Regions from separate parts of the Homo sapiens genome. Here region 2 is linked to region 1. Evidence: chromatin contacts called from ENCODE Hi-C data. All regions are on one chromosome and are shown on one strand. Each heading gives the region's core, a stretch centred on a gene start or an enhancer-like site at or near the end of the contact. The rest is flanking DNA. Distances are from core to core; before and after follow the strand shown. Region 1 overlaps MAMDC2 (MAM domain containing 2). Region 2 overlaps KLF9-DT (KLF9 divergent transcript).

What was found. Hi-C counts contacts between places; a loop is a spot of excess contacts on that map. Pooled maps may share reads with other maps.
Region 2: a map of sigmoid colon shows a loop between it and region 1 (3-fold over the local background). The contact joins two enhancer-like sites. A Hi-C loop is called at or near these places in 2 of 168 maps with a recorded cell type or tissue (prostate gland and sigmoid colon) and 2 of 50 pooled maps.

What each region holds. Positions count from the first base shown.
Region 1 is chr9:70,068,188-70,073,787 of GRCh38, forward strand. The region is part of intron 2 of MAMDC2 (MAM domain containing 2); the gene reads left to right. Among named protein-coding and RNA genes, the nearest start is that of MAMDC2, 27 kb to the left of the region's middle. Within about 2 kb of position 1,795, at least 4 of the 41 ENCODE cell types and tissues checked have a DNase peak (open chromatin) inside an H3K27ac peak, as active enhancers do; they include sigmoid colon, where a contact is called at or near this core.
Region 2 is chr9:70,476,737-70,481,924 of GRCh38, forward strand. All of the region lies in intron 3 of KLF9-DT (KLF9 divergent transcript), which reads left to right. Among named protein-coding and RNA genes, the nearest start is that of KLF9, 65 kb to the left of the region's middle. Within about 2 kb of position 3,320, at least 28 of the 41 ENCODE cell types and tissues checked have a DNase peak (open chromatin) inside an H3K27ac peak, as active enhancers do; they include sigmoid colon, where a contact is called at or near this core.

The sequences.
Region 1 (5,600 bases), core at 545-3,044:
TTAGCTTGTGAAATAGGCAAAGGGCTATTTTATGAGTATTCTGGGCACAGATGCTACTTCTTAAAAGGCACGATAATCACTCTGCATCTAGAGTAGCCTGTATTTGAGGCACAGCCTGGAGTTGGGGATCAAGTGCAACAGCATTTATTGAGCACCTCCTCTGTGGGGGTAGGGAGCACTGGGCTGGATAGGATTCAATGACAGTGGAGGCAGGGACCTTTTCTTCAAAAGACTAAAAGCCAATAGGGGGCCAGGTACAGTGGCTCATGCCTGTAATCCCAGGACTTTGGGAGGCCATGGTGGGTAGATCACTTGAGGTAGGAGTTTGAGACCAGCCTGGCCAACACAGTGAAACCCCATCTCTACTAAAAATACAACAACAACAACAAATTAGCCGGGCGTGGTGGCAGGCACCTGTAATCCTAGCTACTCGGGAGGCTGAGGCAGGAGAATTGCTTGAACCCGGGAGGCAGAGGTTGCAGTGAGATCGCACCACTGCATTCCAGCCTGGTTGACAGAGTGAGACTCCCTCCATCACAAAAAAAAAAAAAAAAAAAGGCAATAGGGAACAGGAAACAAACATCTAAATTCCAGGACAAATGTGATATGTGCAACAGGACAGATACAAGCATGTCTCCAGGTCCAAAGAACGGAAGAGTTTTATTAGGGGACAGAGGACAGCAGAAAAGTTTTCTTAAAGAGGTAGACATTACAATGCTGTAATGAATGGGTATGATTTAAAAGTTAGGTAAAGCAAGGCAGATATAAGGCAAAGCCTCAAAAATAGGTAACAAAATTTATTCCAATGAAAGAATGGTTCAATGTGATTGCAGCAAACAACAGTGTGGAAGAATTTGCTATTGCTTGGAAGGGGCAGAACCCGGTAGAAGGATTGTGTGTGCACAAGAGAGGAATAAGCTGAGGAAACCCGAGATTCAGCCTTGGCTTATGAATCCCCTGGACAGTACCTTCTCTTTCTGTCACAGATTTTTCATCTCATGTGTGCCATTTCAGTTGCATGCACACCAAAAGAGTTATTATTCTTGTTGTTCCTGTTTTGTTTTTCTGTTAACATAGTTATTACTTTCCTGGTCAAGTGTAAAGAGCCACATGATTATTAATAGTAATTATATTTATTATAGCCACAGGTATTTTAAGTGTTTCTCAAATTATAGCACAACTTTCTTATGCAGCTGTTATCTCCACCTGCTTTGTTGGCTAACGTAATGTTAACATAAGCCTCAGGAGCCTCAAAGTTTTTGTGTATCAAACAGCCAAGGCTTGTCATTGTAAACACTTTATAGACGATAGGGTCAAAAGCAAATTTTTAAATATGCATAGTCTTTGGATAATTTATTTAGAATAGGATACCTGATAAGTTTTAACATTGAAAGCTACTTTGTTCCTTAATGGCTAGTAGAGGCTAAAAATAGTCCAAAGTTTGTTTCAAAATAGAAAAGGGAAAAGGTTCCAACTCCTGAGATGGAGAACTTTTTGAAGATGATTGTCAATATTTAGCATTGGTCCCTATCCACACTTTAGCACCTGGGAGGGAATGGCTTTGCTTTCTGGAATTTCTTGCTCCTGAAGAGTTACAGGAAGAGTTGGAGAAGAATTTCAGCCAGAAACATTTGTTCTTTTGGTTGTTCTCGCCTTGTTTCCTAGGACATCGTTTTCATGTCAGCATGATCTTGGCTGAAGAAGAATTTATTCCTCTTGACATATTCCTCAACTAAGAATAACAGTCTCAATGTGTCTTTTTGCAACCCTGCCTGAAACTGCTCCAAGATCCCACTCAGGGGGAGGTGTTTGCAAAAGGGATGAGCTGAACTTTGGAAATAGCGTAGGGTGAGTGAGGTTGTATTTTCACTGTGCATTGTTAGAAACCAACATACTATGTGGGAGATTCACTAATACCTAAATCCTTCCTTGGCCAGTAACTCTGTGATTTCTTGAGCTTCCTAAGAAATATCCAGGCACAAAATGGGCATGGGCCTGACTGCTCCTTGGGAGGAGAAAAAGCAAGGTCTATCTTTATCCTATGGAAGACTGGTCCTGGACCTTTTCACTCCAGGCATGTGGAAAGAGAAAGAGAAAAAGGCTAACTCCATGTGGCCTTATAGACTTTTTAGCTCCACTGCTAAGAAAAGAAAATTTGGCTCAGTCCTTATCAACAGTTTGAGGAATCACCCTCTTTTTTGGAGAGCGGAGTTTCCTTATCTTAATCTGAGCCTATTGTTTTAAAGAAGTAAGGTAAAAGGTAGGGAGTTTGAGCCATCAGCTCTACAAAACCCCACTCACTGCAATGTAGTATAAATATCTGTAGGTGTTGAGCAACATCCAGAGATTTGCATCATTGAATATGCATGGCTAAGCACATAGTAGGTGTTCAGTAACTTCCTACTAATTGAATGTTTGATTGATTAGAGAGACAAGAAGATCTTATAACAATATATTTCATCTATGATATAGTCTTGTGGCCTGCAAGTTGAGTACTGAATTATATTCAAACTTCAGTCTATTTTGGGTCCATCTTTATAGGTATTGATTTGTCATAGATCCTTGCCTACTGTACTTACTGTCTTATCCCATTTCTTATTTGCCTATTTTCCTACATATATTCTATAGCAGAATATATTTTTCTGCCATTTCTACAGTCAATTTTTTCCTCCCTCCTTTTTAAGGTAAATATTCTGAGATATAAATATATAACATCACTAAAAAGTATTTCGATAAATAGTGTTGCTATTTGCAAGGCCTTCAAAAAATCATGATCAATTAAATATTTGCATATCAATGGTCATTTATTTATACTAACCTTTTAATGCCAAATATCCACCGTCCAGAACTCTATAAACAGGAAATGAAAAAGGACCTAGTGGAATTCCTCCACAGACAGTTTTCAGAAGGTCAGAATGAGAGGCCTTTTTGGTACTGGTTTTGATAGAGTTAACTTGGATTGTGTTGGGTTAATAGTGTGTGCTTTACCATATGTTTTAAGTATCTATTCCTTGTAAGGAAGACCAACCGTGAGATGAAGGAAAACTCGAGAGTAGTACTTGATTTACGTAAGATGTCATAGTTTCCTTTCACAAATCAGAAAATTCCCTGATTGAAGAGTCTGTGCTACAGCCCAGGGGTTCCAGAATTCAGAATTTACTCTATTTTTTTTCCATGCAAGTAGAAATAATTAGCTAAGGAACCAAGCATGAATCATAAGTCTAGGGTTTTGGTGAAAATATTTTTATGATCTTCTAATTTCGTAGGATTGAAATGACTGCTTATTTAACTTCTCTGAGCTGAATTGTCATATGCCTTACTTATTTCCCTGGATTGTGGTGAGGTTAATGAAGGCGGTGGAGACACAAAGTGTTTTGTGAACCTTAATATTCTATACATACGTGAGGTGTTATTTTTATTCTTATCAGTAAGATAAAGCCAAAGAAAGAGTTTGCATCATACAGCCTTTGGGTAATTTTTTACTTCTGCAGTGGTTGAAAGCATTTCCATTTGGGGAGTTGATGAGAAAGAGTATCAACAGCCAGCAATTCTGGAGAGAATGCACACAGACAATATTTAAAAAAAATTAATAAGTTGGGGGGCAGAGGGAGAGCACGTGAGCTTGGAGAATATTACTTATGAATAGATGAACAAAGGCTGAAGGAAGGGACCAAAAATGAAATTGGCGTTTCTCTTTAATTTACCTAAAAGTTTCTGGAAGCATATTACAAGTACATTACAAAATACAATATGAAGGAGGTAACTTGAGAGGCTGAATTTTAAAATTCAAATGTAAAATGTTTAAAAGAGCCCTCGTTTAGACTATTTGAGGTACTGCTCAGTATTAAAACCTTATCGAGTTTATTAAAGATCAGCTGTCAATTAAGTAGATGTTATCAATATGACTGACAATAATAATTTCAGATTTATTTATTATTAGAAAGTCTTTAGTGTTTTGGTAATTTGGGGAAGGTAGAAGATACTGACCCTCACCTAGTTTATTTTGTTTTAAATTCTGATGTAAAGTACAATGTATCATGTTTTCCTGACCATCAGTGTCACCTCAGCATAACCCGGGAGGTGCTCAAATAAATGTGGTTCACCATGATCACCAGTCCCACTGTGGGGTGACTGATCTGCCTAAAGCCCAAGTTTCCAATGAGTACATTCCTGAGTCTGGCTGAGGCTTCTTTCCTCAAGGTAAGAACTCAAGAATTCATCCTGAATTCTAGTCCTTTCCAACATAGATTACAAATGCTCTTAATTTTAGAATGGTGATACTGTATCTAATAGAATAATAGTAGTAGCTTTATACTTATCAATGTTTTCTATATACCAGCCATAATTCATTGAATCCTCACAACAAATCTATGAGCTGGACATTGGTATTATTATTATCCCCACCGATAGATGAGGAAATGGTGGCACGGTGAAAAAAGTTAAGTAACTTGCCCAGGCTATATTGAGTTGAATTTGAATCTAGGGAGTGTGGATTCTTCACCATGAGACTGTATTGTCTCTTTGAGCTAAATAATTGTGTCTATCTCTGCCATTTAAGAAAAGAAAAGGTTAAGACAAAAAAAAGTACACTAAAAATTAAAGGCAAAAAAAGCAAATTTTTTTTAAAAAAAGATGAAAACACATTTTCATTCTATTTTTTTTTCTTATTTGGAGACAGAGTCTCGCTCTGTCCACTGGAGTGCAGTGGTGCAATCTCGGCTCACTGCAACCTCCGCCTGCCAGGTTCAAGCGATTCTCCTGCTTCAGCCTCCCGAGTAGCTGGGATTACAGGCATGTGCCACCACACCAGCTAATTTTTGTATTTTTAGTAGAGATGGAGTTTCACCATGTTGGCCAGGCTAGTCGCAAATTCCTGACCTCAAGTGATCCCCCACCTTGGCCTCCCAAAGTGCTGGGATTACAGGTGTGAGCCACTGAATCCAGCCTATTATTTCTATTTAAGATGCAACAGAGATTTGTGTAAGGAAATGACAAATAGGCAGTGCAAGTAAAGCTTACATATCTGCAAATGTCTTGCCAAGCTTAAATATCTGAAAATACGTGGTTTAAAAGGAAGAAGGCTTTCACTTCTGATAAGCCAAGTTTGTTTTAATTTGTGGTACTTGTACATCTTGTACCTGAAGAGCACTGAATATTTATAATAAAGGTTCCTAGTTGTTTTAAAACCAAAACAAAAATAAGAGCTGGTGTAGGGGCTGATTCATCCCAAGAGGAAATTCTTGTGGAGTGGACTCTCACTTTATCTTGTCCAGATTCCTGAATGGTCACTTCAAATGTCAATGTGATCTCTGCAGCTTGGATACCTCTCCTTAAGCTACTAAAGGGTCTCATGAACTCTGGGTTTTGGCCGAGGACATTGAAAAGACTAGTTGGAAAAAACTACCATTCTGCAGTGATTCATAGGCAGTATGCTAGCAGCTTTCAAATAATGTGAATTATATACAGGATCCTAGCAATTTTCAAATAGTGATCAAGTAAAAGTTGTTGATGGTTCTGGTATAAACCATGAATCTCATCTCACCAAGACGAGTGCTGGGAAGGAAGGGGTTAGAGTTTCTCTCCTGGCCTGGCCACAAGCC
Region 2 (5,188 bases), core at 2,070-4,569, 410 kb after region 1:
GCCATTTCTCCTTGACTCCAGCACTCTGCTCAGCAATGATGGACCTTCTTTCCCTTAAGCCCACACTGCATATTCTTTCCTTCAGGTGTTCCTTTGGGTTGTCCCTTCATGCCTGGAGTAATCTATGTCATTTATGAGGGTGATTGGTGGTGGGTTACCATCACCCTATTGAAATTGAAGGTGGATGTAACTCGTCTGGTCTTGCAGGTCCAGCCAAATCCTTCCCACTCTTCAAGACTCAACATAGGCCTTACCCCTCAGGATACTTCATTGAGGTCTCTAGCCCAGGCATGAATCTCTGTTGAGTCCTTGGGATATATATAAGCCTTGAAAGCACCCACTCTAAGGGCACTTAGTTATTTGGCTTGCTCTGTTGTGGAATGTGGGGGATGAGGCTTTGAAGCCATTCCTCTTCTCAGACTATGGTCATTATTAGGGCTATTCACCAAATTTTTCAAGGTTTCCTCCACTTCCAGACTTGTGGTAGGTTTGTATATAACTTGGCATTGTGTGTGGCCGATTTGCTTTGGCCAATGAAATATGAGCAGAATTGGCATGAGTCCCTTTGGAAAAGAAGCTTACAGGGGAAGAAGTGTTAAGAGCTGGTGAGCGATCGACCACACTTTCCTTCCCCTGGCATGGTGATTAGCAATGTTTGAGATATGTGGCAGATTGCCCATTAGACTGGGTCCTCGGGTGAGGACCCAGCTGATTCACAATGGGCATCTGGTGAAGGCAGTAAACATACCTTTTTTTCGTTAGGCCATTCAGATACAGAGGTTATTTGTTACTGCAGCACAACCTATCCTATTCAGACAGACTATAATTTCCTTGAGGGCAGGAGACATGCTTAACTCACCTTTCTATCCCCTATAGAACATAGTAGAAGATCTTGTGGATGTTCAATAACTATTGCTGATTATGTATACTGAGATAGGGTAAACTACATGAGACTGGAGAGTGGGACTTGGTCTCAGAACTTCAACTTGAGATCTCAGTCTCTAAAAAATCAAGATAAATATACAAGATGATTCTACCTGTATTCTAATAAGAGTCTCTGGAGCACAATTCTGAAAAACATTTTCTTTTGAAAAAACTTTTTTAAAAATGAAAGAAGATTCTTGCATACAGGGAGGCAGAATAGTGTAATCAAAGGAATCTGGGCTTTCAACCTTGGATAGACTTGGGTTTAAGTGCCAGCTCTGCCATGTCCATGGCTGCATGATCTCGGACAAGTTATTTAAGCTCTTTGAGTCTTGGTTTCTTATCTATAACAGGGATGATATCAACACCTACTCTACAGGATTACTGTGGGGTTGAAATGAGAGAATGTATGTAAAGTACTTGATACATTATGTGTGATCAACAAATGTCATTCTGTTAGGTCTTTGCTCCCACCAGGTGTGTGTGGGTTGGTGCAAACTCTTGCTTAATTCTCTGAGAACTCCCCTTCATTTACTCCTTCTGAGATCTTGGTTACATGCCCAGTCCCTGGATTTATTTAGCTTGGTCCAGGTCAGATCCTTAAGGTTTTGCATTTACTGCCCCAGGCACACTCTGGCCTGAGAAATTCCATCTACGACTGGCTGGAGTTGGCACTAGCCCTTGGCAAATAACTTCAATTGGGAGAGAAGTGTTTTTGAGACAGGCTCTTTGCTGCCAAAATTTTAAATAGGGCCTTCTGTGAGGGAGGTCTGGTCAGGGAAGTGAAGGGAGGTGATCTCCCCAGGGAAGAAAAAACTTAAGGCCAGGCATGGTGGCTCAGGCCTGTAATCCCAGCACTTTGGGAGGCCAAGGTAGAAAGAGCCCAGGAACTCCTCAAGACCAGGAGTTTGCTTGAGCTCAGGAGTTCGAGGCTAGCCTGGGTAACGTGGCAAAACCCCCGTCTCTACAAAAAACTAAAAAATTAGCTGAGCATAGTGGCGTGCACCTGTGGTTCTAGCTACTTGGGAGGCTGAGGTGGGAGGATTGCTTGAGCCCAGGAGGTTGAGGCTGCAGCAAGTCATGATCACTCCACTGCCCTCCAGCCTGGGTGACAGAGTGAGACCCTGTCTGGAAAAAAAAAAAAAAAAAGAATTTAAGATATCCCAGTGACCAGTTCCAAGAAAGCCCCACCTGGGCCTGAGCACTGGCTCTAATGACAGGCGATTGATTACTCTTTGAACTCTGGGATCTGTCAGTGATGGTGGCAGGGGAGTCTGCGAAATTATCCTCAGTGACTGACTCCTTGGGCCACAGGCTGGGGCATGGTGTGGTGGTCCAAGGGCTTGTGTTCTACTGGACTCTTGGACCTGTGAACTTGTGTTTAGGGGTGGAAGTATTGTCCCTGACTAAGTCCTTGAGGCCAGCTCCCTCCTCCTCTCCCATGTAGCTACAGCTGTGGTGTGGCATGGCCAACCTCCCCAAAGGTGCTTGTGTAACTTGTTTTTCAAAGTCTTGGCAGGAGCTCTGGTCCTGAAGTGAGAAAGGGAAAGGGTGTTTACATTCTGGAAGAACAGTTCTGAGAAGTGTCTCACATCAGGGCTGTCCCTGAACAATCCTTGTTCCCCAGTATCTCTGGAAGCTTCTTTTCCTATGGGATGGCTGGTCACAATCATAGAGATGATCTTGGACCTAGAGGAAACAAGCTTGAACATGACAGAAGGTAGGCAGTGAGGAAGCGCTGGTCTGCCACCCAGGGTTTGCTGCCCTGTGTAAACTGCCCTCCCTGGAAAGGTGAGGAAGCTCTCCAGGACAAGACTGTTGTTGCCCCAGTGCCTCCTGCCGTGCCTGGAATAGAGCACAGGGCTACAAACAGGTGCTCCATAGACATTCACTAAGTAAATAAATTGTGAAAATACGTGGGCAAGAAAACATTTCAGAGGTCACATTGGTGCAAATTCTTAATTGACACCAGGTTAACAGCTTTCTCTGAATAGTACTTACATTAATAATAACAATGGTTACTATTTATTAAATACCTAGTGTCTGCCAAGCAAAGGGAGATATTATTTCCTTAAATCCCACAATAGTTCTACTAATAGGTAGACTCTCCCCAGTTAATAGCTGACAGCGCAGAGACTCATGGGCACAAATCTGAGAAACTTGCCTGAGGTTCACCCAACAAATTAGGATTCAAAGCCACTGCCTAGGAGGCCCTGATTATCCTCTTTCTGTTTCTCTGTGAGGCCCCTCTGTGCCCTGCTCACCTCCTGCTGGTCTCTGCTCCTGCCACAGCAGCGGGGAAACAGGAACCTTTAAAGAAGGCTGAGGTGCAGTTCCATCCCTCCTGGGGCGGGCAGTTGTGCATTCTTGCCATTTTTTTCCTCTTGCAAATAGGCTTGAAGTCAACGTAGAAAGGGCAATGCAAAAGCAGCCCCGTTCCAGATGTCTGCTTTGTCATACTTTAAAACACCCACCCATATTCAGGCCTGTCCATCCTTCATTCTGGCAGCCCTCCCCTCCCGCCTTGCCACCTGTCTCCATACACAGCTTTCCCTTTTCCTGTCCTTCCTCTTCTGATGGGTGTGAGGGCCAGATTTCACTTCACTAGAACAACCTTGCTACTAGTATTATTCTAGGGACAGGCCCTGGCACAAAATAAACACTCGATAAGTATGTGTTGAATTGCACTTTAAATTCTAGACAAAGGAGGAAAAAGCTTTGGATCCAGAAGAAAATAGAAAAGCTGGGAGTGGGGGTTAGGGTAACAATGAACTTGATCCTCTATCCCCTCTTTCCTCCCTCACTGCCTCCCTCCCTAAGCCCGGGCAGCAATGTACTTAGTATTACTGCTGTCATCTGATTACAGTAACATCCAAACAGATTGAAAAGCCCCAATCAATGCCAGAGCTGAAGTGCACACGCAGGGGGTTGTTCCCTTGGAAATGTTGCAGCTGTAATTACTCTCCAAAGAGAAAAATCTAAACAACTTTCTTGACCCTCTGGGGAGAGGAAGTAACAATTGAACTACAAGGGGCAGAAAGTCATTTCTGACGTACCGTGTGCGTGTGTGTGTGTGTATGTGTGGGTCCCCACCTTCGCAGTGTACTGTCCAGAGATCGTCTTTGACAGCCCTGCATTCAAACGCCGGGCTGTGGGTCGGCGGCGTGGTGCCTGCTGCTGCCGCCGCGGCAGCTGAGATCATGCTGTTGATCTTGTTTTACACAGAGCAGCCCAGCCTGTTGTGCCAGTACAGAATGTTCTCTTCTGTGAACTGAGTTTGAACTTTTCCAACCCACTTTGTTTGAGGAACCACACAGACAAAGAGGGAAAAGACAGGGAAGATAACCCCCAAATCGTTGAAATCGTGGTGATCTCTCGGATTTTGGCCTAGACCATTTGCTTTTTCGCTACTCAAAATTGACCATCCCAAGCATTACACTTCCTGAAAGAGCAAAGCGCCTGTGATGTCCGTTTTCTAAGACAGGACTTGGCATCAACTTTGGAAATTAACGAGTCTGTCACTGTCTCTCTTCAATTTCTTTTTTTCTTCTTAGGTGTTCAGGGAGTAACGGTAATAAAAGTTATTTTCCTTTAAAGGAAAGGTAAGGCCCCTTGTGCTGGTGACTTCTCTCTCAGTTGTTCAAGCTATTACAATATTCCAAATAGTGTTCCCAGTTTGCTGTTATAACTGGAAATAATTGATTGTAAGGATTTTGGGTCACTGGCCTCCATATAAATGACCAATGAGAAAAGCTGTTAATGCTTGGTAAAGTAAGGTGGTTGGAAATACCTTTTCAAAAACCATCCTCATATAGCAAGACCCCATCTCAAGCAACAACAAACAAACAAAACCCACAACTTTCAAGTTAGATGAGGTCCACAGGAAAAAACAACCAAAAAAACCAAAGCCATCTTCACCTAGTCATAGGGTTGAGTCTCCAGTTGTTTAGGGGGTTGCTTGGACGATCTGAGTGGGAGACCTTTATAGCATAGACAGAATGGTGCAATGCAGTGATTTTCCAATGTACTATTATTAGTTTTTAATGATAGTGGATTCCTTTCTTTGGAGTAAAATTCACCAAACACTCACTGGTGAAGCAGGAAGAGCACAACTTTGAAGTGTGAGCTGTGGATCTGAAGTGTGAGGTGTGGGTTTGAGTCTCCTTCTACTTAGGGGTGCTCCTGTGATACAGGGAAAGTCACATCTTCCGAGCTTGATTGGTGAAAGGAGCATAAGGCTTGTCTTGTATACTTGCAGAGTCAT